Linked DNA regions of Homo sapiens: region 2 is linked to region 1. A link is a loop called in an ENCODE intact Hi-C map of the cell type or tissue named here. Cell type or tissue: HepG2. All regions are shown on one strand. Links, peaks and the distances in the headings refer to the core of each region. The heading gives the core; the rest is flanking DNA. Region 1 overlaps ZC3H15 (zinc finger CCCH-type containing 15). Region 2 overlaps ITGAV (integrin subunit alpha V).

Region 1 (14,252 bases), core at 10,523-13,022:
GAAGCAAAACCCTCTGTACTTTTTTGTCTTAAGACTATTGAAAGATCTTTTACTGATTTTGAGGTTGCTGTAAACATTATGTCATGTTGTATGTTTTTAAATACTAATTGTTTCAGTACTATTGTTTTCTTTTTCTAGCTTGTCCACGTGGTGGTATTTTGTATCTATTATTCTTTCTACTCATTATTACTTTTCCTTTCCCTTAGAAATAATAGCAAAATAAAGGCTATAAAATGGCCACTTGTTTCATACTAAATGCCACTCAGAGGGTCTCAAATTACTTTGAGAAGACCTTTTTGCCTCTTCTTCCTCTCTAAAACCACCCATAAACAAGAGAATGAGAAAGAAATACAAATTCTATTTTGAAATTAGAAGACATCTGTAATCTTGGACCTCAGCATATGAAGATTGGCAGTAGATGGATGAGTTGGTAACTGACTTAGAGCAGAGCGGTTATGTCTGAGTGCCTGTCTAGGAGTGTGCCTGTAAGAAGCAAGTGCATTTCCTCTGCAAAATTATGAAAAAAAAAAAAAACTCAACAATGGGAAGCACTAGGTAATACAGAAGGCAAGAGGCTGAAAACTAGAAGTTAAAAGTGTTAGGAGTAATTAATAATTCTTATCTACTACAGCTCAGCCAGGTGACTACCTCTGCAAGAAACAGGAGGGGTCTTCTTGGAGGTGGGAGGTGGCAGAGAACAGGCCTCTCTGCTTCTGGAACACTAAGCACAGAGGAGGTGGGATGTGAGCCTGAAAATGGAAGCTAGTAAGTCTGTACAGTAAACTGAGACCCCTTCTACCTGCTCTTTTCTCTTGTTTACAGTTAGACTTATTGCCCTCCCAGCTGGAGGATCTTTCTCCAGAGAACCAGAAAAGACCCAGAAAAAATATTTCAGATATTAGCATTTGGTTTCTTGTCAGGCTTGTCACACATTCACCTTAGGGAGAAGCTCACTAGTCAAGCCTGCTATATGAGTTTCTTAGAACTGCTGTAACATGACTACAAACTGGGTCACTTAAAACAACAGAAATTTATTCTCTCAGAGATCTGGAGGCTAGAAGTCTGAAATTAGTGTCAGCAGGGCCATGCTCCCTCCCTCTGAAGACTGTAGGGAAGAATTCTTCCTTGCCTTGTCCTAGTTTCTGGTGGCATCTGTCAATCCTTGGCATTCTTTGGCTTATATAGCAGTGTCACTCTGTCTTCACATTTCCTTCACTTTGTGCCTGTGTGGTCCTTATTAAGGCACCAGTTATTGGATCTAGGGCCTACCTTAATCTAGTATGATGTCATCTTAACTCATTACATCTGTGAAGACCTACGTCCAAATAAAGTCAAATTTATGGTCAGGTGGACTTGAATTTTGGGGGACATTCCAAAATTCAGCCCACTACAGACCACTGCTCCCCTCCACACACACGCTTGCTCATACTTGTGCAATGGCTTCTATATGTTTTTGTACTGCATACTTATTTTTTTTAATGTTTTTCTCCCCCCAACCCCATACTGCATACTTACTAAATATGAGTAGATAGCCAAGGATCACCATTAGTGCTTAGCACATAATGAGCATTCCATAAGTGATAGCTGCTGTTATATTGAATATTACCAAGTTACTGTATTAATATTCCAGATTTAAAGAAAATGTTGCTTTTAATTTACATACTTTTAGTATTTCCATCTTAGCAATAACTAGGAATGTATACATTTCAGTAGTTTGATTTCTTTATTAAATTTAATTGTTTTTGAGAGGATAACATTTATTAACTAAAAAACCAGTCCAGAACTGAATGTATCTTCCTCTTCTTATGTAGTAGTCCCAAAAATGTGTTCAGTATCGTATAACCTCTCAAGATACTCTGAGTAAAAATGGATTCTGCTACAAAGGATGATTTGGAGGTGCTGCATATTATTATATTCCCTCTGATAAGGGCTGTAAGATACCTTGTGCTTAAGAATTAAGAATCCTTTTAATCAAGCATTTTCCTAAATGTATTTAACTACAGGACTTCTTATCCCAATATAAGAACTTTGCACATCCCATAGAACTGATATCCAAAATATGCTTTAGAAAAAGCTTCATAGAAACTGGAAACCATCATTCTTAGCAAACTATCGCAAGGACAAAAAACCAAACACCTCATGTTCTCACTCATAGGTGGGAATCGAACAATGAGAACACTTGGACACAGGAAGGGGAACATCACACACCGGGGCCTGTTGTGGGGTGGCGGAGGGGAGGGATAGCATTAGGAGATGTACCTAATGTAAATGACGAGTTAATGGGTGCAGCACACCAACATGGCACATGTATACATATGTAACAAACCTGCACGTTGTACACATGTACCCTAGAACTTAAAGTATAATAAAAAATATATATAAAAATAATAAAATTTAAAAAGCTTCATAGAATAACAGGTTTAATGATGATAATGTTGAGTACATATTGAATTGTAAAGAATCTGGGTGATGATTTAAGGTCATATATTGCCTTGACTTGATGTTTAGTGTTTTGCATGTTTTTATATTAGTAAAGAATAATTATCAATAAAAATAATGATTTTTAGATATCATTGGAGGATATATATGGTAACATAAATTGCTAAGATATTTCTGTGCTCTTTCTCATGTAGGACAAAACTTTCGGTTTGAAGAATAAGAAAGGAGCAAAGCAACAGAAGTTTATCAAGGCTGTCACACATCAAGTTAAATTTGGTCAACAAAATCCACGTCAGGTAAGTAATTTAAATGTCCATATCTTTTTATAAATGTAATATTAATATAGCCTCTGTTTCAGATAAAATGTCTGGTATTATTATATAATTGTATTTCAAAACAGAATCCTACTTGAAATGTTTTTGCACCTTGGCCTTCCTTACCAGCAGTACCTCTTGGATATTGTCCAAGCCATTTTGATATAACTCTCATTTATTCTAATAATGATTGCATGCCGTTCTACAGTACAGGTGTGTTATATTCATCTATTTCACTGTTCATAAGTGATCACTTTGTTTCCAGCTTTCTGACACTAAGACCACCTGTAGAAATACAGGAGTTCTTACATGTGTTTATGCTTTTATTTCTGTGGCATAAATTAGCTGGTAACAGACTCCAGATCAAGGGAAATGGATTTCTAATTTTAACATTATAAATTTGCCAGATCACTTTCCATAGAGGCTGTAGTACTTCACATTTTCATTTGTAGTACATGAGCAATAGATACTAAAGTTCTTTTTAATGTGTTACAATCTGATAAGTATAAAGTGATATCTTATTGTTACATTGTTTCCCTCGCTACTGGAGAGTATCTTTTGTATACTTGTTAGCTGTTTGGGTTTGCACTTCTATGACTTCCCTATTGAAATTATTTGCTTTATTGGTTGTCTTTTTCTTGTCAATTTATGAGATACCTTTTGTCTGCATTGCAGATAATTGGTGATATTTCAGTTATGTTTTGCCATGCACCAATTTTTAACTTACATGTATATATAGAGTTTAATATTGCTAGATATGTTGCTAGCTTTTTAAAAATATGGTTATAAGGTCTCCCCTGCCACTGGATTCTGCATGTTTTTCCTAGATCATTTGTAATTATTTTATTTTTATAGTCTATGTCATATGAATTTATTTTATATATCTTAAAGTTCTCACTCTGTTGCCCAGGCAGGAATACAATGGTGTGATCTTGGCTCACTGCGGCCTCTGCCTCCTGGGTTCAAGCCATCCACCTGCCTCATCCTCCTAAGTAGCTGGGACTACAGGCGCATGACACCACACCTAGCTAATTTTTGTATTTTTTGTAGAGACGGGATTTCGCCGTGTCACCCAGGGTGGCCTCACAATCCGCCTGCCTTGGCCTCCCAAAGTGCTAGGATTACACACGTGAGCCACCATGCCCAGACTAAGTTTGTTTTCTTTTAAATGAATAGCTGCTTACACCAGCATCATTTATCCAACTGAAATACCACTATTATCCTACAGTCATAGTCATACATTGTTTAGTGATGTGGATACAATCTGAGAAATGTGTCGTTAGGCGATTTAGTCATTGTGCAAATATCATAGAGTGTACTTACACAAACCTAGATATTACAGCCTACTACACACCTAGGCTATATGGTATAGCCTATTGATCCAAGGCTTCTAACTTATACAGCATGTTACTGTACTGAATACTGTAGGCAGTTGTAACACATTAGTAATGATTTGTGTCTGAACATAGAAAAGATAGAGTAAAAATATGGTATTATAACCTTACAGGATTACTGTCATATGTGGTCCCTCATTGACCTAAATGTCATTAATTCTGTGCTTGACTGTACATTAAAGTCTCAAGGCAAGTCTTTTCCCCAAAATGGTATACCTTTTCTATTTTTCCTGGTTGTTCTTAGGCATTTATTCTTTCATACGAATTTTAAAATGAGTTTATCCATTGGCAACTCATTTGAAAAAAATGTAGCCCCTTTTTTTTTCAGGTTCTTTAGACCTCTCACTTGTAAAGATTTCATAGACATGGATCTTTATTTTTAAAGTACATTTTTCCACCATTTTTATCTCCTTTTCATTAACTTCTGGAAACACATTTTTGTAATGTAGGAGAGAAGAAAGAATTTCTCATGTGTTTACAGATTTTTTAAAAATCTGCTAATATGTATTTGTGAGATAAGTAAATTTCTCTTGCTCATGCTGTCTGCAAATCAGTGACCCAACACTTTCCTTTCACATCCATTTTCCCAGCTTGATTCTAGAATCTAAAACTATTGCTCTTCCAAACTGCTAACTTAATAGCCCGGTTTAATAAAAATTAATGTTTAGAGCTCACGCCTGTAATCCCAGCACTTTGGGAGGCCGGGGCGGGCAGATCAGCTGAGACCTTGCAGTGAGATAGACTTGGGTGTGAATCTTCCTATCTTTTTTGTTACATGATCCTTAAATAGCAACCCTGGTCTTTATCTGTACTGTGGAAGTGCAGTTATTCTTTGTTGGATTCTTCTGGTGGTTAAATAAGAAAATAATGTAAATTTTCTGGTGAATATAGATATCAATATGTAAGAAGAACTCACTTTCTTCACTTAGCCCCTTTTTCAATCCTGCTTTCTCTTCCCCAACTTTTTCTTCTAGTGGAAAGTGTTTTGAGTGGTGATATCAGAATTCATAAACCTGGGAAAGTTATGAAATGTGTGTGCTGGTAGTTAGCTTTGATAGTATATTTAATACTATATTTTTGATACTTGCGTGGATAACTGGACTTATCTGTGAACATGGGGTACCTACCCATCATATATAACATCGGAAATGAGCAGTAGTGCTGCTCTTAGAGCTGGACAGGGGGTATCCTGGTCTAGGCCCTGCGATACATGTGTCTTCTCCAGACTGCTGTCTCCCCTCAGGTAAGGAGTCACTGAAGCCAAGGGGATGTACCCACCCAGATTTTGCAACATCTCTTCCTACAACATTCTGACCCTGGTTTATCTGCCTACAAAGGCCTCTCCACCATGCCCATCTCTGTCCATTGTGCTACCAATATGTCTGAGGTAGCCAAGAGAACAGTGTACGCTAAGGGTTTGAACAGAGCCTGCATCCATACCCTTTCCTTCCTTCTTGCACCTTTACCTCCCCCTACACCCAAAATGGAATGAAACGGGGTGGGAAGAGGAGAAAAAAGAGCCCAGGGCTAACTCTTGTGTTGCTGCCATGCTTCAGTGTGGAACTCCATGGAGTCTGAGCATTTTAAATTTGAACCTGTCCTTCCAGGTCATAAGGTATATTTGTCGAGTAGGGTTACAGACCATATTTTATTCATCATGAACTTGATTTCTAATTTTAAATATTTAGATAAATGGCTTGTAGACCTCCATTGTATTCTTGCTCAAACATTGCCCCACAAATGTTTGAGATGGGCCTGATGAGCAAAGGATACTTCTATTAAAAATTAAGCGACTTAAATTTTTTCTTTCAAAACATTTTTTGTGTTTAAACACATCCACCATATAGAGTCATATTCAGGATTTGGGATGTCTTTGACCTAATTATAGCATTTGGCCATTCCTTTCCTAAAATTTCCTCTTTCTTGAACACATTTTGTCCTGGTTTTCTACCTGCTTCTTTGATGTTTCTAGGTCTTTTTATTGGACTTTTTAGGTTCTTTTGTCCCATTTTATGTTGATTTTCTTCAAGGAAGTGTCCTTTACTCTTGCCACTTTTTTATGCTCTCCTTAAGTACCATATACCCAAAGTTTTAATTGTTACCTGTAAGCTGCTATTTCTAAAGTCTTTATCTCAAAGCAGACCCTCTCTGATTTCAGTGGAATCAATATGCATGTCTATCTGCCTTCAAAAGAGCTCTACCCAGATGCTTTGTAAGCATCTTGCACTCTGTATGTCTAAAACTAAGCTCATCTTCACCTCTTACCCTGAAACCTGTTCCTCCTGTATTCCCTGTCTTGTTTAACGGCACTAACCATATACATGATAATCCTAGATTCCTCCCCCTTTATACTTCATGTTCAGTCAGTCCTATCAGCTCTGTCTCCTTTTCTCCATCCTTACCAGTAATGCTCATTTTAAGCTCTTGTGTTTTATTGTGTACAGCAGTTGCAGCAGCCTCTTGCCTTTATTCTTGGATTCCCAATCCATCCTCTACAAAACTTGCCCTCTTGATATTTTATAAAATGTGACCTGACCTTGTTATTGGGTTACTTTAAACAGTTGAGAGAACTCTGTTCAAGCTACTGATGCAATCTAAGCATCTTACTGATGTTTCTCATACTTTATTCCTCTAGTCCCTGTAACTTTGCATTGGCTGGCTCTTTCTGTATTTCTTTTCTTGCCCATCAAGAAAAACTCATCCATAAGGTTATTGGCTCAATTTAGTTTTCTCAGGTATATGGGCATTCTTTGTTCCCAGAGCACTATGTACTATGTTACAGTTGTTGACATGTCTGTCATCCTGCTAGATTCTGAGCTTCTTTAAATAAGCATCTTTGTCTTTTCATTGTATTCTCTGTCATCTAACATAGGACCTGACGTATAAATGTTTGGATGAATCCTCTAATCATATTAGGTATGTAAATCGTGTGCCTGGAACTATGTTATATGTCATGTTTTGTTTTGAATTGTTTTGTTTAATATCCTACATTGACCTAACCCAGTGTTTTTCCATGAGGGCACTATATAGGTTTTTGGGGTGGTATAATTCATTATCATGTGGGACTGTACATTTCAGGATGTTTGCTTGTCTCATCTTCAAAATGAACCTGTACGTTTCTGGGGAGTGGGTTGTTTTCACAGAAGAATATTGCAGGTGAAAACTATTTGCTAAAAATGCTGAGCATGTAGTAAGTGCTTAATAAATGCTTGTTGCTGTAAGCTTTTGCTTTTAACTAGGCATGGTACCATCATTACAATTTTGTTTAATAGTTTAACCACAACATTGAATAGACTCTGTAAGGCCATTATAACACTGATGTTAAAAGGTAAGGACTGTAAATATGCAAGTGTCTTGTTATGGTAATGCTAACTTTGTAGTAAAAACAATTTTGTAAACAATCAAATTTACATTTTAAACCTGGGAATATTATAGGTAGCACAGAGTGAAGCTGAAAAGAAATTGAAGAAGGATGACAAGAAGAAAGAATTGCAGGAGCTAAATGAGCTGTTCAAACCTGTAGTTGCTGCTCAAAAAATAAGTAAAGGTAAACTTAAAATTTCAGAAGTGTGATTTTTTATCAAATGTAGTTTATGCTAAAAACTATTTATTTTGATGTTTATTTTCTTTAGATAATGAGACAGTTATGTCTGAATGAAAATGTTACTCCATCAAAATTACCTATGTCAGTGGGTTGCTTATGATTCCTCTGTATATGTTCACATCTGTGTCATTGTACAGCTGAACTGCAGCCATGCACCCCACACTTAAGGCAAAATTAGTAATTTAATAGACTGCTAATTGATTTATAACATTCAGTCTTTGGTAGTAGGTAAGCAAAGCCATAGTTGAATAAACTGTACGTCCCAAGTTTTTGGCACTGTTCTGTCATGTATGTTCATTTCTTTTTTGCCTTTTTTTGTTTTTGTTTTTGTTTTTGTTTTTTTGAGATGGATTGTTGCTCTGTCACCAGGCTGGAGTGCAGTGGCACCATCTCAGCTCACTGCAACCTCCGACTGTCTGGTTCAAGCCATTGTCCTGCCTCAGCCTCCCAGGTAGCTGGGATTACAGGCACGCACTACCACGCCCAGCTAGTTTTTGTATTTTTAATAGAGACGGGATTTCATCATGTTGGCCAGGATGGGCTCGATCTCCTGACCTCGTTATCTGTCTGCCTCGGCCTCCCAGAGTGCTGGAATTACAGGTGTGAGCCACCATGCCTGGCCTCCTTTTTGCCTCTTGCCCTATTGACATCAACTAGACAAAGCCTGTGAAATAGCCTATGTTCTTGTTTGGTTTCCCACTCTCTGCCACCTTTCATAGTCAGAATAAAAGAAACAAAAGTAGACATAAATGCTACAAAAAGAACTTTAAAGAAATGTCTTGCTAATCACCCATAAGTGCCGTTTTCCTCTCACATCAGTGAATGGAAAATAAGTTAACCAAAATTCATCATATTTCAGGTAGAATCTATACTTTACAGCCTGGCAGATTATAATACAAATACCATATGCCATTTGACATAGGTGCAGATCCCAAGTCTGTAGTATGTGCATTCTTCAAGCAAGGACAGTGTACTAAAGGAGATAAGTGTAAGTTCTCCCATGACTTGACTCTGGAGAGAAAATGTGAAAAGCGAAGTGTTTACATTGATGCAAGAGATGAAGAACTTGAAAAAGGTAATTTTTTTAAAAACACTCTCTTAAAAATAAATGTTGAATACTTTCGGTTTGCTACTAAGATATTTATTAAATTGAAGAACATTTCAATCTTAATAGACTGTTTATAAAAAATAATTAATTGGGTTTATTATTTTTTATAAAATCTGAAAATTACCATAATATGCCCTTTAAGTAAATGAAGATACTTTAAAAAACAGTGATTTATTTTGGAATTGTCTGTCACCCTTTCCTTCAGTACTACCTGCTCATTTATCCAAAGTACTTAGGAAGCTTTGGTGAATAATTTTCTTTTTTTTTTTTGAGACGGAGTCTTGGCTCTGTCGCCCAGACTGGAGTGCAGTGGCACGATCTCAGCTCACTGCAGTCTCCATCTCCCAGGTTCAAGCAATTCTCCTGCCTCAGCCTCCCAAGTAGCTGGGTCTACAGGGTCGTGCCGCCACGCCCAGCTCATTTTTGTATTTTTAGTAGAGATGGGGTTTCACCATGTTGGCCAGGATGGTCTTGATCTCCTGACTTCGTGATCTGCCCACGCTGGCCTCTCAAAGTGCTGGGATTACAGGCATGAGCCACTGCTCCGGCCTTGGTGAATAATCTTAAAACTATTTATTTCTGCCTTTGGTGTTTTAAGAAAACCGTGAGGCCAGGAGCAGTGGCTCATGCCTATAATCCCAGCACTTTGGGAGGCCAAGGCAGGAAGAATCACTTGAGCCCAAGAGTTCAAGACCAGCATAGGCAACATAATGAGACCCCATCTCTACAAAAAAATAGAAAAATTAGCCAGGCATTGTGTTGCATACCTGTAGACCCAGCTGCTTGGGAGGCTAAGGCAGGAGGAATTGATCGAGCTCAGTCAATCAAGGCTGATTGAGGGAGGTTAGGGCTTCAGTAGGCCGTGATCATGCTATCACACTCCATCCTGAGCAACAGTGAGACCCCGTCTCAACAAAAAGAAAAAGAAAAATGTGTTAAGCCATGAGTCTTATAACACAGCATTAGTGTCTAAGGAGATATGTGTTGTGGGAGTAGTAGATAAGATTACAGTATTTAATCTTCATTTCTTTATTTAGATACTATGGATAATTGGGATGAGAAAAAGCTGGAAGAAGTAGTGAACAAGAAGCACGGTGAGGCGGAAAAGAAAAAACCAAAAACTCAAATAGTATGTCCTTTTCTTGAATTGAGTTGCTGTGATATTTATCATTAGGGAGAATTATGTGGCAAGGTATTTGCTGCTATTTTCTATTAGATTATTCTGTAAGTTACTGGAAAATTTGATTTCATCAAGATAAGGTACACGAAGCTTTATTTTTGGAATTTACAAGTTAGATTTTATAGATTCTTGTTCAGAAATAGCTGAACAAGAATAAAACTATGTTACTGAAGTCCTTTAAATGCCATTTTCTGAGGTGAACGTTCTCAAATATGGATAAACAAAATTACATATCCAGACAAAAATCCCTATTTTTTTGCACAGAGTGGAAGGAGGCCTGTTAAACTAACCCACTTAATAATGTATTTAGTTTTAATAGGGATAGATTTTTAAATTTTAAGGTTTAAAATATTTCTACATATGAATTCCAAAATGAATTTTTGGTAGGTAGTGGCTCTAATTCCAGGAAATGTACCTTTAAAAATTGGTTCTTGATGTCTCAAACTTTGCATTTATGTCTATATTTATAGTGAAGTTACAGTAAAAAGTCTTGCTGTGCTAGAATAATTCTAAATACTACATTCATACACATCTGTTATGTTTGTTTTTGGGGGCGGATACTGTTTGTTAATTTTCTCTTACTTGCAAAGCTTAATACTTGAGGCTTAAATACAATTGTATCTTCTATCCATGTTGTGAAGGGTCACTCTCTTTGTGTTCCTTTTGTACCTTGCTCCTGTATACTGCTTGTGATTCATTTTTATTTAGGAAAGATCAAACCAAAGAAAATCATTTATTCTATTTATTTTATTTTTGAGGCGGAGTTTTGCTCTTGTTGCCCAAGCTGGAGTGCAGTGGCGCAATCTTAGCTCACTGCAACCTCTGCTTTCCGGGTTCAAGAGATTCTCCTGCGTCAGCCTCCCAAGTAGCTGGGGTTACAGGCATGTGCCACCACGGCCAGCTAATTTTTTGTATTTTTAGTAGAAGTGGAGGTTCACCATGTTAGCCAGGCTGGTCTTGAACTCCTGACCTCAGCAGGTGATCCGCCCGCCTCGGCCTCCCAAAGTGCTGGGATTATAGGTGTAAGCCACAACGCCTGGCCTGATTTTATTTTTTATAGCTAATTGTATATTCTGATTCGGGGGCGTACATTTACAAAGGGTAACTGAAACAAGTAAGTCATTTTCGTATGATTTAGAATTTAGAACAAATGAAAACTGTATAGATTCCCCTTTAAGGGAATTTGCCATTGTTCTACATATTTTAAGATAAACTTCTGTTGCATTTCTGCACAGAATAGAGGCTAGACAGAGCACCCTTATGTGCAGAAATGAATAGAATGTACTTGTGTAATATAACGTACTTGTGTGTATACTTGTTCCATATACTCAGGCATTTACCTTGGAAATGGCCTACACTGAGCCACCGCTTGTGAATAATATTGTCTCTATAGGTGTGCAAGCATTTCCTGGAAGCTATTGAAAACAACAAGTATGGCTGGTTTTGGGTATGCCCTGGAGGGGGTGATATTTGCATGTATCGTCATGCACTTCCTCCTGGATTTGTGTTGAAAAAAGATAAAAAGAAAGAAGAGAAAGAAGATGAAATTTCATTAGAAGATCTAATTGAGAGAGAGGTAACTGGTATCCTTTTCCTACCATAAAAACTGAAAGCAGTATTTATTGTGAAATTCTAATACTTACCACTTGGGGCAATAGCCTTTTATGAAAGGAAAAAAAAAATATTGTGATCTATTCCCAAAGTTGCCCTACTTTAATTATTCTTGTATGTGTAAAATGTTAACCTAGCCATAAACATTAGCCAATCATGACATTAATTTTAGGATTGTGAAACAGTCTTTTAAGTACTAGCTAATGGCTTATCAAATTATTTCTGTAAGATTGAGTTACTAAAAATGCTTAGTTCTCAGATTGGTTGAATTTTTATAGTTTTAGATTTTTCGCCCTGATATCTTTTTTCACTAGTATATTAGTTATTAGCATATGTACGGAAGAAGACAACACTCTAGTTTTTAAATTATATGTTTTATCAGCTCTGGACTCAAAACACTCACTCTGCTTATAGAAGGGAATGAGTCTGAAGAGGATATTCAGCTACTTGTCTTTGGCTCCGTACAAAACACAGTTTTATTCTATGAAAATTTTGAGATTATTAGAAACATTAGATTTAGGGTTGCATATTAAAAACTATATCCATTTTGCCTTATTATTTAGTGTCTCACTCAGGATATAACACACTATAATAGAAAATGTAGACTTCAGAATCAGGTATATTTGAGATGGTTTGTATACTGGTTCTGACACTTGTTAGCTATTCATCTTTGGTAAATTCCCCATTACCCTTTGTTCACCTATTTGTGGGGATCAGTGCATAGTGTGTGTAAAGCATTTAATACCTGGCAAGTGTTCAGCAAATTTTTTGTTCTATATATTTATTATTTGATTATTGGCCCTGAGGAGTAGGTGTTTGTTTGTTTGTTTGTTTGTTTAGTTTTATTTCTCATCTTCTCAGGAACACAAATGAAACTTGGATATTGTTATGGTGCTTTTTATAATATATTTATTATTTTCAGCAATTGATTCATGTTAAAACAATTTCTTATGACAAGTTACTCATCTTCAATGGTGAGAAGAAATCTAGCTCAGAATAATATATTTTTAGTGTTTGTATCTCTGGATACTCATTTTGCTCATTGCCACGTAAAGTAAAAAAATACATAAATTAGCTTATTCCAATGTAATATCTTCAGGATAGTCATGGGCAAGGAATTAATCACATTAAGAGATAACTGCAACTAAGCACTATTTGAGGTGACTTCTGTGGAAAAAAAATTAATTCTTTACCATTGCAGCGTTCTGCCCTAGGTCCAAATGTTACCAAAATCACTCTAGAATCTTTTCTTGCCTGGAAGAAAAGGAAAAGACAAGAAAAGATTGATAAACTTGAACAAGATATGGAAAGAAGGAAAGCTGACTTCAAAGCAGGGAAAGCACTAGTGGTATGTCTCAGGCTCACCCAAACTGATTCTTTATTCTTCCATTTTCAATTTCTGTGTCATGCAAGATTTTGTTTCTATTTCATCAGTGACAAGGAATGTTTAGATTTTTGTCCTGAGTTGATATATTTGTGTGTCTCAATAGATCAGTGGTCGTGAAGTGTTTGAATTTCGTCCTGAACTGGTCAATGATGATGATGAGGAAGCAGATGATACCCGCTACACCCAGGGAACAGGTGGTGATGAGGTAAGAGGAAGCTTTGTGCCTCATCTCCTTATGTTAATTGAAAGAAACAATAGAAAATACCACAACATGGTTAAGAGCCACCAACATCAGAGCCACAGTGCCTGGGTTCAAATCCTTACTCCAACCATGGGAAATTAATCTAGGCCTCCACCCTCATCTAATATGGACATAATGATTATCTCTACATCATAGTTTGTGAGAATTAATCGAGTTCATGAATTAGTAGTTCTTTATACAGCTTAGGACAGTGCCTAGTATGTGGTTGAGTGCTATATGTATTACCTGTAAAAAGTATGTTTTGTCCTCCCTCTAAAAGAGAGAGTTATTTTTTGGTTAATATTTTATGCTTAAAAGTTATGGGACAAGTGCACTAATTTAAAACTGCAGTGTAGGGAGCATGAGACAATAGCACAGTCATTTGGTTGTTGACAGATTTAGTAATAACAGATAACTTACTGTTGATTTTTTGTGTACTTACAAAATTCTGGCCTCTGGGTTGAAAGAAAAAAATTGTACTCTATATATAAAAATGTGATGGCAGAGGAAGAAGTTTCATATACCACCTTGCTATTCTTTTTAAACGAAGTTTAGAAAAAATAATTTTGAAAATAGATCTTTTGTTTTTGTTTTTTATAGAGACAAGGTCTGGCTTTGTTGCTCAGGCTGGTCTCAAACTCCTAAGCCCAGGTGATCCTCCACCTCGACCTCCCAAAGTGTTGGGATTACAGGTGTGAGCCTCCACACCTGGCCAGTAATTGGTCTTTTGTTTTCACTTGGATCAGTGATAATTTTGGCTCATTAAGATAAATGTCAGGAGTAAAAGAAAACTGTTCTTATTTGTAACAACTTTCTTTTCTATATGTTGTTAAAGGTTGATGATTCAGTGAGTGTAAATGACATAGATTTAAGCCTGTACATCCCAAGAGATGTAGATGAAACAGGTATTACTGTAGCCAGTCTTGAAAGATTCAGCACATATACTTCAGATAAAGATGGTAAGTATGCTAACT
Region 2 (16,845 bases), core at 408-2,907, 91 kb after region 1:
ATTTTAAAATAATGCTATAATGAATGACACTGGATTCTTGCCTTTCCCCCCATTAAACGCTAATGGAGCCTTATCTTACAGTTGGCAATGTGTAGATGTGTATGCCTTAGAAGCAGAAGGTCCTTCAATGGTTCTCAGTCCTAACTTCATGTTTGCAATATCTGGAAAGCCTTTTAAATAAAACTCTTGCCCTGGCTGTATCTTAAATCTAAAAGTAGATCTCTGACTTGATATTCCAGTGGCCTGGCCTGTGAATCATTTCTCGTTGACTAGCCTGTCTTAACTCAATTTGACTAAAAAGTCTTCACCAAGAGATGTTAGTTGCACCTCTGTTTCTATTAATGCTGGCATCATTTTCTCTGTCACCTTGGAAATACTTTCATATTCCTCCCTCTCATGTTCTATTTTTCTGTGTTTCTCCTACTTCACCACCTTAATATCAGTCAGTGATTAGTCAACAGGCAGAAGCTCCTAGAAATTCTTCCTTTTTAAGGTTTTCTTGATTCCATCTCTGCTTTCTACTCCTTATTTCAGTGTAGTTATGACAAGCATAGTCAGTGGCACTCAGGTCCTCCCCCATCCCTCTGCCCATCATTTGGCTCTTAAACGTGCAGAACATCTTGTCTGTTTCTATTCATTTTATCTTTCTGTAACATCCTTTTTCATCCTGGTATTCTGTTGCAAAAATTTTCATAATAAAGCTTCCATTGCCAGCAAGAAAGTCCAAACCGCTTAACATGGATTAAGGTCACTTGCAATCTGTCCCAACCTGTGTGTATTTTTAAAACTTCATGTACCATTTCTACTCTTACCATTTTAACCCTTTTCACAACACTTTACAAAATGATGCCAGCTCATTTTTTATAAACTTCAGAGTAGCTCTGATTATATTGGCTGATTTTTCTCATCATAAATAATATACATGTATATTAGGGGACATAAAACTAGGCTATAATTTTGTTATTTAGAAAGCAAATCCTATATTACTTCTGATTAAGGACATATGATGTTTCATAGAGCATTATGAAAGACAAGGGAAAATATGTGGAAATTGTAGTTACTGCTTCTGTTTTACAGTAGTTGTTGACTGGCATTTTTGTTTTTCTTTTGATTCAAAAAAGCATTTTTTAAAAAATGAAAAGTAAATCTGAAACTGGAATTGTAGCTTTGAAATAACATTCAGTACTATTTCATACACATTTATTTCTATATACATGTATGATAGTTTTTCAGAAGTTCCTTTTGGTGAAGGCTCATTGGTCAACTCAGAGTCAGCTAAATATATTAAACATGCTTTATCTTAGAAAGGTCAGTGCTGAAAGCAGACAAACAAGTTAGTTTATTTGGAGGGTTTGAAAAATGGACTTGTCATTGTTTGGCAGGTTGCCCCTCCTTGGTTGTCAAGGTCACATTCCGTGAATCAACTGCCCTTCAAGTACAGTTTGGATAGGGAGTGCATCCAAAGGCCATCCTCCTGATTGGTTCCTCTGAGCCTCTTGTCTGTCTCCCTCTCACTGCCTCCTCTGATACCTCTCCCTCTGTATCGCTCTCTCTTTTTTCTTTTTCTGTCTCTTGTCCTTCCTCTCTTTTTCCTTTCCTCTATCTCTTTTCTTCCTTTCCATCCATCTTTCTGTCCTCTCTCCCAAACTCAATCCTTTATATTTTAGCACTTCTTGGCATGGATGTAAACCTTAATTTTGAAGTCCCAGAGAGTTATTTAATGGCAGTGTTTCCAGTCATTAAAAAAAAAAATGTTGAGGATGGGGATTCTGATGATGTTCTTGGACATACTTTTTGGAGGGAAATGGAGTCTATCAGGAGAGAGTTGCGGGCATAGGAAATTAAGTCACTCAGCTTCAGATTTACACTGCTAATCAGTGAAAACTCTTGTCAACCTTACCTCACCCTGTGTATTCTCCCCACCTCGCCACCATTGATAAGAAATGTTTAAGCTGGCTTTTCTACCCTTCTTTCTCTTTTTCTTCTTCATTTGAGTTAATCACTTGACCATTAATGGCCCTTTGAAAACACTGAGGAAAGAAAAGCCCTTTTAAAGACAGAATTTAAGTTTTACATTTTCTACTCTTCTAGGGAATAACTTATTAATGGCATCAATTGTTTTCAGGACGAAGATGATAATTAAATCCCATCATCTTGTATTTTCGTGGTGTTTCAGATTTTCTAAGTTTGCATTTATTTATTATCACCTTCAGAAAGTTTCTTTTTAAAGTAATTACAGTGGGCATTGTTATTGCCATTCGATAGAAGGGAACAGAGATTCAAAGTTACTGCTTCAATTGATTTGCAGTGTTTGTAAATTTTAATTCCAAACTGTTTCCATTAGATAGTGCTGCTTAGATCACAAACATTTTTTTTCTGGTCTGTCAGTTCTCTTACCCTAATTAAGCTGTTGTACACTTTCATTAGTCATTCTTAGATGAAATTCAAGTAACAATTATTTTTATGGAGTGTTTTATTAACTTTGTTTTTTGTAGTATGTGTTGCTTTTTTTTTTTTTTTGAGATGGAGTCTTGCTCTGTTGCCCAGGCTAGAGTGCAGTGGCACAATCTTGGCTTGCTGCAACCTTCGCCTCCTGGATTCAAGCAATTTCTGGCTAACTTTTGTATTTTTAGTAGAGATGGGGTTTCACCATGTTGGCCAGGCTGGTTTTGAACCCCTGACCTTAAGTGATCCTCCTGCCTTGGCCTCCCAAAGTGCTAGGATTACAGGCATGAGCCACCGTGCCTGGCCTGTGTTGCTTTTTATTCCTTAATTTTTTTATATAGCATCTTTTATCACCTTGTACCCAGTTTTCTATGCAAGTATTTCTTTTTCACTACACAGCTTCCTCGTAAGACTTTAACATATGTCTAAGGTCATTTTACTTTCTCTATCTCTTCATTGTTCTCTTTAAAAAACTTAAATATCTTAATGATAACTTTAATATCGAGATGGCATTTTGGATGAAAAACTTCATCAGCTTTTTTCCCTCACAAATTTAGCATGTAGATATTGACACATTCCTTTTATATTATTCTGCCATTTCTGTAGCATTTCACCAGTATGCAAGTCTGCACATGAAGGTATGCTTAGGAAAACTTAATGAACATCCATTTGTACACCTGATTACCATCATTTCATGCCTATAATGTGCAGATAGCCTGATGAAAAGCAACAGGCTTGTTCCTGGTATTATTCAAGGAACTCATGCTATGTGCTGCCAATAGAGTGGTGTTTTCATTCAGAGAATGCTCCTACTGGGCTCTTTTTCTCTGTCTTTGTTGAAGGCCTTCTCCTAATAACTTCCGAGCTCTCTCTGTCTTATAGTGCCAAGTAAAGAAAGTATCTGAAACCCAAAATTAAGTAGAGATGTTACACAAGGAAATTGTTTTAAGGGTAATTTAAATAATTGGATGTTTAATAGAGGATGCTTTCTGCATTCTTGAGGGGTTCAGACGTAGTGGAAATGACTTATTTATATATGGCTACTTTAAGATTGAGACATAGCTATTGAATTTACTTTGTTACTCCACTGTCCATTTAAACTTTTCTTGAGTTCTTATAATGTGGCAGGTGCAAAAGATGAATTAGAGTACCCTACATTCAAAGAAGCAATTTATCATAAGGTAGGCAGAATAGTTTTGACCAAAAAGTTATAAAATATATTGTAAGACAGGGGTCCCCAACCCTCGGGCCATGGACCAGTACCAGTCCATAGCCTGTTAGGGACCATGCTGCACATCAGGAAGTGAGCAGCAGGAGAGTGAGCATTACCACCTGAGCTCTGCCTCCTGTCAGATCAGTGGTGGCATTAGATTCTCATAGGAGCAAACCCTATTGTGTGAACCCTGCTGTGAAGTGTGCATGCAAGGGATCTAGGTTACATGCTTCTTATGAGAACCTAATACCTGGTGATCCGAGTTGGACAGTTTCATCCCGAAAGCATCCCCCTCTATGTCCAGGGAAGGAAAGGTTGGGGACCACTGCTGTGAGCTACTATTTGAAGACAACCCAGAAGTGATTTTTGCTTGTAGGTTTCCAGGCAAAGCTTGAGAACCAGTTCTCCTATCCTGATGTAGAACCTGGTATGATCTACAACACTAAGAACGTGTACATACCTGTGCTTGTATTACTCTCATTAGGACTACTGTGGCAATGTCCCAAGCAAGCACTATTCAAGATATTGACCCTCAAAAGCAAACTTACCTGAACTGTTCTTTTGTTCTAGTATGCACTCAAAAATCATTTAATTCTGATGAAAAGGGGTAGTTGTGTGATTTTGGGGTCAAATTTTAGACCCGTAGAAAAAAAATTGTATATGTAATAAATTTACATATTATAATTTATACACACACACACACACACACACACACACACACACAGAGTTTCACTGTGTTAACCAACTCTGCTCTAGAAAAAGAACCGATGGGGTTTTGATGACGAGCTGCTCTCTTAGTTATGGGAGGTGGGGACTCTCTTACTCATAGCATTTTTTTTTTTTTTTTTTTGAGACAGAGTTTTCCTCTGTTGCCCAGGCTGGACTGCAGTGGCGCAATCTTGGCTCACTGCAATCTCCACCTCCCAGGTTCAAGTGATTCTCCTGCCTCAGCCTCCCGAGTAGCTGGGATTACAGGCTCATGCCACCACGCCTGGCTAATTTTTATATTTTTAGTAGAGATGGGGTTTTGCCATGTTGGTCTCAAACTCCTGACCTCAAGTGATCTGTCTGCCTCAGCCGCCCAAAGTGTTGGGATTGCAGGCATGAGCCACTGTGCCCAACCTCTTTTTTTCTTATGAAAGACTTTTGCTGAATGAAAACTAAGTTCATTTTCTACCCAGAATCATTTTGCCGTGATGGGAGAGAGCCAACATTGGTGTTTTACTGATGCCAGATATGACTGCATGGAGCTCTATTAAATAGGGCGTGGTTTGGTTGGGAGTTACGTCTTTATTTTGAATTTGTGGATTTTTAAGATAAGTGTCAGAAAGCAGGATTCTTTGTAACCCTGCAATTCGTACAGCCAGCTTTTGTCTACTGTAGATGAGATTTGGCAGCTACTACCCAGAATAAGAAATTGATTTTAAAAGTTCAAGTGAATGCATTCCATATTTAAGATGTACATTCGTTCTAATTTCACAAAAAGGTGAAAAGCAATTGTAAATGTTTCCTTTGCCAGAATAATTTAAGTGACTTAGTATTTAATGAAACAAAATGATTATGGTGATAGCATTTTAGGACTGTTTTTGTCTGCCTGTATCCTGCTTTATTTCCTCCTATATTTCAATCAGTTTCTTGAGATTAAAGACAAAAATCTTTTTTACTTTATCTTCTTTCTCTTCTTGACTCCTAAATGTTGTTGTCCCTGAGAACTCACTCATTGCCCCTCCTCTTTCGACGCTTCCCCTGGCTGAATAACCCCAACTGTGTTCTGATACAGCATACTGTCTCAGGCAGGGCTTCAGACTACAACTGGATGACTCACAGATATCTCAAACAAACATATTAATAATTGAATTCATGGTTTTTCTGTAAATACTAATTTTATTTTATTTCTTGAGACAGGGACTCATTGTTTCACCCAGGCTGTTTGCTTACTTTGTAGCACTTGTAATCACAGCTCACTGCAGCCTCAACCTCCTGGGCTCAAGCCATCCTCCTGTCTCAGGACCCCAGCTCCACCCCCAAAGTTGGGACCACAGGCGCATGCCACCACACCCAGTGAATTGTTTTATTCTTTGTAGAGATGGGGGTCTTACTATGTTGCCTAGGCTAGTCTTGAACTCCTGTAAGTACTTAATCTGCCTTCTGCTTCTCTGCTCTCTAGGCTTTTCTCCCATCAATGCACTCAAGAAGGAAATCTAGGTGGCATTCTTGAATGTCTTTTCTCTCATATTCAGGCCTCCAGCGATTGCTGTTGTACTCCAGATGTTTTTTTCCATCTGTCACCTATCTTTCCACCCACCCTCTTACTGCAGATCACACTCACCTGCTCCCTGAGCTGCGGCCAGTCCTTTGCTTTCCTTGTTCCATTTTTTTCTCCCTCTCCCTTAATGCTTTCCCCATAGGGCATAACATTTAGTTTTCTTTAGTAGATGATTTCATTCTTCTTAAAAAACTCAGTGGCTTCAAATGAACCTTGGGATAAAATACAAAGTTTAACCATGGCCAAAAGGCCCTATTTGACTTAGTTATTGCCAGGCTCCTTGACCTTATCTTGTGCCACTCCCGGCTTGTCCCCTCCTTCAGCCATACCTTTCTTTGTAGCTCCTGGAGATTCAATTCTTTCTTGCCAGGGTCTTTCTACCTCTGCCTCACATATTCCCTCCATCTCTTCATTCCACTTCCCTCATCCCCACCCCCCACTCCCCTCCATCCTCAATACACAAATGCTCCTAGGCACCCTCCTTCTGATCCTGTACATCTTAATGTTGTGGTGAGTTCCTTAGAAATAACTTCTCTGTCTACTTTATCTAAAAGAGAACTTTCTTCCCCATTCTTTAAAGATGATTTCCTTAGAGAGACTTTCCTTTACCTAGAGGAAATCTTTCCCCTCTCATCCTTAGAGATAACTGCTCTGTCTAAAGAAGGTCTCCTCTCCCTATTCCCAAAAATCTCTCTCAGCTAATTGTTTGCTTACTTGGTAGGACTTGTAATAGTAATTTATTTATTGGCTAGTTTCTTGCCTCTAAGGGAATGTAAGCTAAATTCCTCCATTAAGAGCAGGAATCAGCCAAGCACAGTGGCTCACGCCTGTAATCCCAGCACTTTGGGAGGCCAAGGCAGGCAGATCACCTGAGGTCAGGAGTTAGAGACCAGCCTGACCAATATGGTGAAACCCTGTCTCTACTAAAAATATAAAAATTAGCCAGGCGTGGTGGTGGGCGGCTGTAATCACAGTTACTCAGGAGACTGAGGCAGGAGAATCGCTTGAACTGGGGAGGTGGAGGATACAGTGAGCCAAGATCATGCCATTGCATTCTAGCCTGGGTGGCAAGAGCAAGACTCTGTCTCAAAAAAAAAAAAAAAGGCAGAAACCAAGGTTGTTTTAGTCATCTGGTATCTCTAGCACTTAGGACCTTGCTTTATGTAGAGGAAGCACTCACTTCATATCTTTTATGAATGAATAGAAAACAACAAAAGAAAACATCTCTTTAAAATTAAAAATTTTACTCCTGATTATTGTGTCTTTGGTTTATTTTACCTTAATGACAAAGAAATTGAATAGTGGTCCTAATCTTTGACCAAGAATTGATTAGATTAATCTTGTGATAAGAAATTTTTTATTAAATAGTCAACTATTAAAAAAAATTAAGCCTAGGCAATGTGGCGAGACCCCACCCCTACAGAAAATTTAAAAAAAAAATTAGCTTAGCATGGTGGCATATGCCTGTAGTTCTACCTGCTCAGGAGGCTGAGGTAGGAGGATCGCTTGAGCCAGGAGTTGGAGGTTGCAGTGAGTTATGATTGTACCACTGCACTCCAGCCTGGGTGACAAAGCAAAACTGTGTCTCTTAAAAAAAAAAAATAGAATAAAATAAAAATTACAGCAATATTTCTAATGCAAGATAATTTTTCTAAATGGGAAAATCATATTTATAATTATACTTTGGAATAATTTACTTAGAATATTTTTTTTTTTGCTCAACATTCAGAATATAGAAAATGCATAGTAATTCTCTCACACACGCACATGCACACACACACACACCAGAACACCAAAACAAAACTTTCCTGCCTCTAGGCAGCATACATTTTTAAGAGCTTTACTGAGATATGTGACATACAATAAACTGTACATATTTAAAGTGTATGATTGACCTGCATAAATTCCTAAATGAATGTAACCCTGAACTTGCCTTATAAAGTTATCAGGAAAAATAAACTATATCAAATAATGTATGCATGCAAGAGACTACCAAATGAATAATGAAGATTATGCCCTCAGTGAATAGCAAATGGTTTTAAAAAATATTTATAGATAATATCAAGAGAATGATTGCTCCTCATAAATCAGAAGATATTGCTTACACTTTGTTTCATTTAAACTTTGGTCTGCCGCTTTTGTATTTTAGCCGGATGTTTCTTCTCGTGGGAGCTCCCAAAGCAAACACCACCCAGCCTGGGATTGTGGAAGGAGGGCAGGTCCTCAAATGTGACTGGTCTTCTACCCGCCGGTGCCAGCCAATTGAATTTGATGCAACAGGTAAATTTTGATGCACAATTTTCTTTTCATTGATTTCATTTGATTTTTTTTTTGCAATTGGTTTAGTTTAAATGTAGCCATTTAATACAATTATATAGATAAGCACCTCAGCTTCACAGGGAAAATTATATAAAGACAAACGATTTATTATATGATTTTTTCCTACAATTTTTGTGGTAGATGAAAGTATTAAAAGTACGTTGTGTTTCCATTGGTTCAGATGTCTTCTGCCGTAAACTGATAATATCAACCCACAGAAATTTGGGGTAAACCTGTTAGGATGTTTTTGTACCTTTTCTGAGAATAGGGAGCTCATAGGCACAGAAAGGCATTCTGCTGCTTCTCTGTCAACCAAATTGAAGCATGACTCACTATTGTAGAAGATCAAATCTCTGATCATGAATATATCCAAGCCTTAGGCTGTGCTATAAAAAGCAGTTGAGGAGGCTGGGCATAGTGGCTCACGCCTGTAATCCCAGCACTTTGGGAGGCTGAGGCAGGCAGATCACGAGGTCAGGAGTTCCGGACCAGCCTGACCAACATGGTGAAACCCCATCTCTACTAAAAATACAAAAATTTGCTGGGTGTGGTGGCGCCTGCCTGTAATCCCAGCTACTTAGGAGGCTGAGGCAGGAGAATCTCTTGAACCTGGGAGGTGGAGGTTGCAGTGAGCTGAGATTGCGCCACTGCACTCTAGCCTGGGTGACAGAGGGAGACTCCATCTTAAAAAAAAAAAAAAAAAAAGCAGTGGAGGAATCTTTTGCATTCAGGTGGACTTAGGTGACGTAAACATTTATCAAGACTTTGTTGGGAAAATTATATATTATGGTTCTGATAACAGGAGAATTTTAGGGATAATTTTCAGTGTCAGAATTGTGGTAGCAAGGAGAAAAATAGCATGTGTAAGATGAGAAATAAGCTTTACATTTTTGCCAGTGAAATAAAATATGCAGAATTCTGTACGCATTTATATTGGTATATTTATATATATTTGTGAAATCTTAGATAGTCCTTAAGGAAATAGTGTGACATTCTTCTAGTACAATAGTCTTACAAAATTTTTTATTGATTCTGATTTGCTGGCTTTGACAGAGTGCTTTAAGATAAACCTGCAGAAAATTAATCCTTTTTTCCATATTGTTATTTCCTGCCAGTACTAAAATATATTGATTCTGGGAAATATGTCAGTGAAACAGGAATCATGATGTGGACTGTTCCATTTGACATTGTGATCAGTGCCAAAATGATTGTTAGTCATTAAGCCAGCTGTTAATGGGAACCAGATCACATGCACATGTTTTCAGGGTTTTTTTTTTCCATTTGAAATTATCTACATTAAACTCTGTTGTTGTATTTTTCCATATATGGCTAATACTTGGAAAACTCCAAGAGTTTGTAAAAAGGCCCAATTTTACCATAAATGGAGAAATACCTGTGACTCAGAATATGATAGTTTTAGGGCATTTATTGTCTAACAAAATATGAGAACTAATAAAAGGAAACCACAGTTTAGATTTTGATAGGTCGAACTCTTCAGATGTTTCTGTACTTAACACTGTAGGTTTTTGTGCATTGCAAGATAATTTATTGCTTCAGATAATTTTTTGTTTATTGAAAATAACATTTGCACATGGTAAAACAAATTTTAAAGAGTCTCAAAGGGTGTACAATGAAACATACAACTCACATCAGTCTTCTCAGAAGCAATCACTTTTTTTTTTTTTTCTTTTTGAGATAGGGTCTCGCTCTGTCACTCGGGCTGGAGTGCAGTGATGTGATCATGGCTCATTGCAGCCTCCACCTCCCAGACTCAAGTGATCTTCCCACCTCAGCCCCACGAGGAGTTGGGACTACAGAGGTGTGCCACCAGCCCGGCTAGTTTTTATGTATTTTTTTTTTTAAAGAGATGGGGTTTTGCCATATTGCCCAGGCTGGTCTCAAAACATCTGGGCTCAAGCAGTCTGCCCCCCTCAGTCTCCTGAAGTCCTGAGACTACAGGTTTGGCCCACTGTGCCCAGCATGAGGCAATTACTCTTAACAATTTCTTTTATCCTTCTAGAATTTTCTTACTTCTATATATGTATGCATCCTTGAAAAAAAGGCAACTCAAAAATCTGATGCCTCCCTGCACCGTTCTAACAATAGAAATCTCTTGTAGATATTTCCTTATCGGCATATGAATTTACCTCATTTTTTGTAAATCACTGATACTATTCTATTGTATATGTGTACTTAATTTGCTTAAATTATATTTTCTACTAGTGGATACTTTGGTTATTTCCAGTCTTTTATTATGAACACTGCTGTAGTGAAAAGGTTATACACAAGTATTTGTACAAATATGTGAATATATCTGTATGATAAAGGAGATTTTTGGATCAAAATGTATGTATATTTAAAGTTTTGTTAGGTATTGTATACTTTCCCTCACAGAAGTTTACACCCCTCCAGTTGTGTTTTGAAACCCATGGCAACCTCATTTATTAGCATATTTTTAAATCTTCGTCAGTTTTATAGGAGGAGATAGTATCTGTTATGTTAATTTGCATTTCTTTAATTAACAGTAAGACTGAGTGTCTTCATATTTGTTTGTAAGCCTTCAGTATCCCTTTTCCTGTGAGCTACTTTTAGTATATTTGCACATATTTTCTGTTAATTTGTGATTTTTAAAAAATGAATCTCAGTTTATGGCACTCCATCCTTTCAGTGTTTAGGCCAGAATCTGGAGCTGTGTTTGACATTGAATCTGTCAGTAGGTCAAAATTTAACTGCTTCTTATCAGTCCACTGCTAATATCCTGGTCCAAGCCACCACTGTCTCCCACCTGGACTATTGCCCTAGATTTCTGAATTAGGGCATTGCCAGGAACGAGATGGCACACTTAAATTGAGGTATTTTGACTATTTACAGAGGTCTGTGCAGGTACCTGGGGATTGATCGTATATCAGCACTAGTTAAAATGTGACCTCTAGGCCTGAAGGCAGCGATTACCAGAATCTGAAGACAGAATACTAGGTGTAGAGAGCCACGTGACAGGAGCTGTGGCTTTTTTCAGAGGGCAGGAGCCAGCCCAAAATGACCAGGGGATTAAAACAATGAGCTCACTCTGCTTCCTCCCTTTGATTCTCTGTGCTGTGCCTCATAAACAGTAGGCACATTCCCACTTCACCCTTGCCTGGGCTGTGTTTCCTGCCTGGAACATTCTTTCCCTAAATATCCACTGAGTATCTGCTTCACCATCATTTTGAGAATTGCTCAGATATTATCTTCTCAGTGATGACCATCTCATTTAAAATTCCAACTCCCTCTTCTCACCTTGTACTTCCATCCTCTTCTCTATTTTTCCCAGTAATACTTACATTGTTACATGTTATTTATTTGTTTTTAGTGAATGTCTCTTTCCCTCAATTAGAATGTAAGTTCCATGAGGACCGTTTTTTATCTTTGTTCATTGCTGAGACTCCAGGGCCTAAACATTGTCTGGTGCCCAGCACAAGTTAGTGCTGAATAAATTGAAGAGATGAATGTACGATAAGAGGTTTTTATATAGTAAGGAAATAACTAAAGTCCTTTAGTGGTTGTAGATGTGTATATATATATATATATATTTATATGTATAATACATATATTCTTATGTATATGTATAATATATTCTTATGTATATGTATAATACATATATTCTTATGTATATGTATAATACATATATTCTTATGTATATGTATAATACATATATTCTTATGTATATGTATATCTTTTGTCCCTGTTTATGATATTTCTGTAATCCTTTTGTATAACTTCTGAGACCTCCCCAGTGGAAAAACAATTAAGACTTCATTTTTTTACATTAGTATTTTTATTCAAATGGTGTTTATTTGAATGTAAGAGGACAACATAGATTTAAATAATCCAGTCAAGAAAATGTATATCTAAAATAGCCACATTAAACTATATGGTATTGAGTTTCAAGGAAGAAATGCTTATAGCTTATCGCATCCTGCTAAACTTTCTTTATGTCTCTCTCCCAAGGAACTCTTCATCCCATCTTAGCCCAAACATATAAGCATCCCTACAATACAAATGCCTTCTCTCTTTTTTATTATCTCAAGGGAGACAGAAGCTGAGCAGATATGTGGGGTTTCTGAAGGCAGCCTCCCTGGGGCTCAAACCCTGGTTCTGCCAGTTACCAGCTGTTGACGTTGCACGGGTTACTGTTAGGTTACCCTCATCTCCCTAGTGCAGTATTCTCATCAACCTGCTCCATGGGTGTGGATTACATCGCATGAGTTAATTTACATATAGGTGAAGACTTCTAAAGTGCTTAGGACAGGGATTGGCATGTTGAAATGGCTCAGTAAACATGAGCTGTTTCATGTCGCTATTCCTCCCTTTTGCCTTCTTAGAGACCCTCCCTATTCCTTCATTTGCTTCTGTATCCCTGCTACATTCTCCCTTTTCCTTTCTTCCCCAACTTTGAAGTGTGTTTAAAGTTTTTTCCCTGAAAAACTAATCAAAAACTGTTTTCCCTTGAACATGTATCTTTTCTTAGTCAGTCACATCTTTCTCTCTTCTTTCCTTTACATCCATGATTTTTGAATACATATTGTGTCTTCATCACTTGTCATGCTTCAATCCAATAGAATCACTGTTGGGTTGTGGCACCGACCCAACCCAGCAGTGATTCTAACTGCGATTGTTGACAGCAGCCTATTTGCCAGCTTCAGGGGATGCTTATGGTTCCTCATCTTTTTGGACTGCTCTTTTACAATTCACCCCATTGGCCATTCCCTCCTTAAAGTTTCTGCTCTTCGTCTGCTTGAAATGATCACATCCTTTTATCCCTCCTAAACTTGATACTATTGTTAAACCTCATGGTGTCATGAAAAGGAATAGGCCTTGTAGTTAGACAGACATGGGCTCAAATCTAGCCTCTGTCATTTTTTCTAACATTACCTTGGGAAAATTACCTGCCATTCTACATTGTATAATACATTCCAGGGGTGATCACGAAGAGTATAAATTGGTTAGTTTATTTACTTTATTGTGTTTCTGAGCCCAGAACAGATTTTAGTGCTTAAAAGTGCCCTGTCCTCATGTTTTTAATATTTGGGAAGTAATTTAGTTTATGAAACAGTCTCAAGAAAATTAGCTGTAATTATATGATGTGGGAGATATTACAACACTTTGTCATTATTCACATTTTTTTAAACTTCTGGGAAGACCTTTGGTATGCCCATGTGACTTTTTCTGGCCCATAAAACATAAGGAGAATTGTGTCATTTCTGGGTGGCAGGGTTTAAGAGCTGGGGCATTATTCTGCCCCTTCCCAGATGTCACAGGGAGTAGTGATAGTTGAAATGGTAGAACTTCTGTCAACCTGAGGCCTGTGGTAAGGAAGACATAAAGCTTAGACTCTTACTCATATGTGTGTGGACAAAAAAAAATCTATTGTTCTTTTTAACTACTTGAGATTTGGGGGATGCTTGTTACTATAGCATAATGGGAACTAAACTGAATAACACATATAGGGATATTAAAATGGAATATTATCAATAATCATCTGCTGGAAAATGGTTATTAAAACCACTTTCTATTCTGCATGCCAGTTTGGTCTTCCTTTAAGTTTCTAGTCTGACTTACTGAGTATCTGAGTGACTAAGTGACTAGGTATCATTGCTTATGCTAAAAATGGCCCCTGACGTTAAGTTGCATTTGGATTGGGAGAAACTATAAATAGACTAAGTACCTGATAGGGATGTCATAGCTTTGGGGTTCCTTGAGTATAGTGACACAAAACTGGCATGTGTTTTGTGGCGACTCTGGAAGCTATGGCTATGGAGTTGTTGCAAAAGATATCATTTCTGGGGGGCAAGAGGCTTTGAAGCCAGAATGACTCCTGCGTCTACCAGGTTTTGTTTCTTCATATCTGAGCCGTCACCTGGCGGGGCAAAGAGAAGTACTCTGGACAGCTGGGTGGACAGTTGTATAGGAAAGTTCATGTAAGGATTCTCACCAAAGAGGTATGTCTGGTTCTGTCCTGCTGGAAAGCTGTGGTTGTGTCCTATATCCTTGCAAGTAGATTGGTGCTTCATATGGCCTTTGATAGTTTTGTGAGTTTGAAAGTTTAGTTGAGCCTTAGGAAGCCGCAGATGATGTTGCATCAACATTTGAAGTCTGTAATTGTATGAAATATTCTAGGCTGGTTGCTGCATAGTCTGTTTCTCCTTTGAAAAAATAGAATAGTAACTATATTCCTTCCTACAAAAAAGAACAAACCTCAGCTAGCTCTAGAATCACAACAAAAATTTTACAGTAAAGTGCTTGGAGATACTACAAATGCTTGGCATTAAGTAATATTTTGTAAAATGGTCCTTTCCTCTCCCATTCACCTTTTAAGTCAGGTTCTGCCATACTGGTAGTCTTAGTGCACTGAGTACAGTTCTCTTTCTTATTAAGCTGAATTTTTTGTTGATTTTTTTTTTCTTACTGATGTTATAGTATGTTTGTTTTCCTGAGTAGACTATAAGCTATCTAAAGGCAGGGAACACATTTATTTCCACTCACCATTTATTCCACTTCCATATGGTGGGTTGCCTGTGTGTATGTTCCATGCAAGTTTTGGGCTCTTCATGAAAAGTAATAGAAATAGACTCTAGCTAAATTTAACAGAACAAGAATTTATTGGAAGGATGTTGGTAACTTAACAGTTATCTGAAAAAATAAGCAGGAACCAAGAGAAGCTAACAAAAGAACAACCAGTGGATTTTATTGTTGCTGGTACTGCTATTGCTGAATGTGGAGTAACACCATGAGAATAATTTCTTGTCCATCATGCCTCTTTGCATCATTTTATAGAGATTTAAAACTTTTATAGTAGTGTCTGTTTGGGTGAGTCTAAGTCTCATATCTGTGAAAGACCTGGAAAGCCTGTCTTATCTTACACAACTAAGAAGATTATGAGCTTGTAGAGGGAACTAAAAGGTATAGGATTAAAAGGGTGCCTTTTTCTCCTTTTGACTGGAAAACAGGGTAATAGGAAGGAAACATCCTTTGCAAATAACCCTTTTTATCTGTTGGGCTAATTAGTAATTCATGAACTAATTTTACTTTGTGTTTACCAGTGACGTCCCTGGATGTTAGATAGTATATCATTTATTAAAAGGCCATGTAACTGTTGCTTGTCACGTGCATTAAGACATACACTAGTAGCTAATTAAGAAAATCTGGATTTTGCTTTTAAGGTATCATAACACAACTTTCTTAGCTTTTAAAGAAGACAGATGGACACTTTAGATGTGCTTTCCTATCCTGTAACATGATTTTGGTGGTTTGAGTTGGGGGTAAGAGAGAGGCTTTCAAAAATGTATTTGAGAGATCAGTCTAAAAGTTATTTTACTGTAATTCTGAAAAGTAGACATAAATAGATTCATACCAAAATAAAGGAGGCATAACTGGAAAGTATCTAACTTTGCCTGGGGACTTTGAAGAAGGCTTCCTAGATTAGTTGGTGACATTTGAGCTAGCTAATGAAAAATGAGATGAAATTCCTTAGATGTCGAAGAGGGTTCTAGCTTGAGAAAACAGTATGTGTATGCTGAGTAAAAGAAGTTAGGGACTGATAATCAAGTAATTCCATGTGCCCTACATATATATATATGTATGTGGGCATAAGGGTTATACGTGTGTGGTGGTGGGGTTATGGTGTTGAGGGCACGATGAGGAATAAAACTGGAAGTAGCTGAGGAAAGATATAAATGAGTTTTTAAAAACATACTCTAAAGGTCTAGCCAAATAAATTTACCATTAAATCTTAATGCATATAGAGTATTATATTAGAGATAGAAGGATCTAGAGCCCCATAGGGACATCTTGGACTCCTGGTTCCTTGTAGATTTCACATGAACATTGCAGATGAACTAATACTTTCAGTACCCGTCTTATTAATTTTCCTAGTCACTTTTTTGGTAAAATGATAGAAGTTACATGAAATAATGAATATTATCATATACATATATTCAAAATATTATAGACACGACTTTAAAAAATGTGGAGTTTCATGATACAAAGTTTAATTTAGTAGAAGGTACAATCCAGGATAGAAAAGTTACTCGCTGCTTTGATTTTTGAATAATATTTATGCTTTAGTGAGCCTTCAGGAGTAAAAAGGAAACCTTAGTCCAAAATTTAGATTTGCAAAAGTTATCTCCAAAATGTGCTGCCCTGTTAATGTTCTTTCAAGATCTTGACTCTGGCTTGTCATCTTTATTTTTCTTTTTCCCCCAGATTTGCCTGATAGAATGTATAAACAAAGCCACAACTAAGATGTTTTAAAAAGTTTCTTATTTTATATGTTTATGCAATGATTGAAATATTACAACTTGCTTTTGCTTTTGAAATAGCAGTTGCCCTCTTGGATTTGTAAACCTTTTCATCCAGTGACTCTTCATAATTTATAGATTTTAAGCAAGGTCTGCATAATGACGGAATAGTTTTTTTCCCCTAAATTGAAAGAATAATGTGAACTTTGATATGTTGTGGAATTAGTGAAAATGAAACAGTTATTTTGGGTATGATTTCTTTGTTTTAGTCTAAGATGATTGATAGGTAGAAAACTCACAAGTGGATGATTTAGTTTAGGGATTAA

Evidence for each region. A loop is a pair of places that touch in the nucleus more often than their neighbours do. Peaks named below come from ENCODE experiments on the same cell type or tissue, not always from the same donor. Only the 100,000 strongest peaks of a DNase experiment are listed, where the experiment ranks them.
Region 2: it touches region 1 in a loop (4-fold over the local background); 33 of 110 quality-filtered maps call a loop at or near these places.

The regions. Positions count from the first base shown.
Region 1 is chr2:186,492,600-186,506,851 of GRCh38, forward strand. ZC3H15 (zinc finger CCCH-type containing 15) reads left to right here. Exons shown (of 10, transcript NM_018471.3): 2 at 2,634-2,735; 3 at 7,583-7,694; 4 at 8,674-8,826; 5 at 9,897-9,988; 6 at 11,433-11,615; 7 at 12,852-12,998; 8 at 13,141-13,242; 9 at 14,114-14,237. Among named protein-coding and RNA genes, the nearest start is that of ZC3H15, 13 kb to the left of the region's middle. In HepG2, for the core only: a CTCF peak has its summit at 11,691; a DNase peak (open chromatin) is centred at 11,672.
Region 2 is chr2:186,593,948-186,610,792 of GRCh38, forward strand. ITGAV (integrin subunit alpha V) reads left to right here. Exons shown (of 30, transcript NM_002210.5): 2 at 8,074-8,204. Among named protein-coding and RNA genes, the nearest start is that of ITGAV, 12 kb to the left of the region's middle. RefSeq lists a silencer at 1,235-1,529. In HepG2, for the core only: no CTCF peak of the experiment used is centred there; a DNase peak (open chromatin) is centred at 1,404.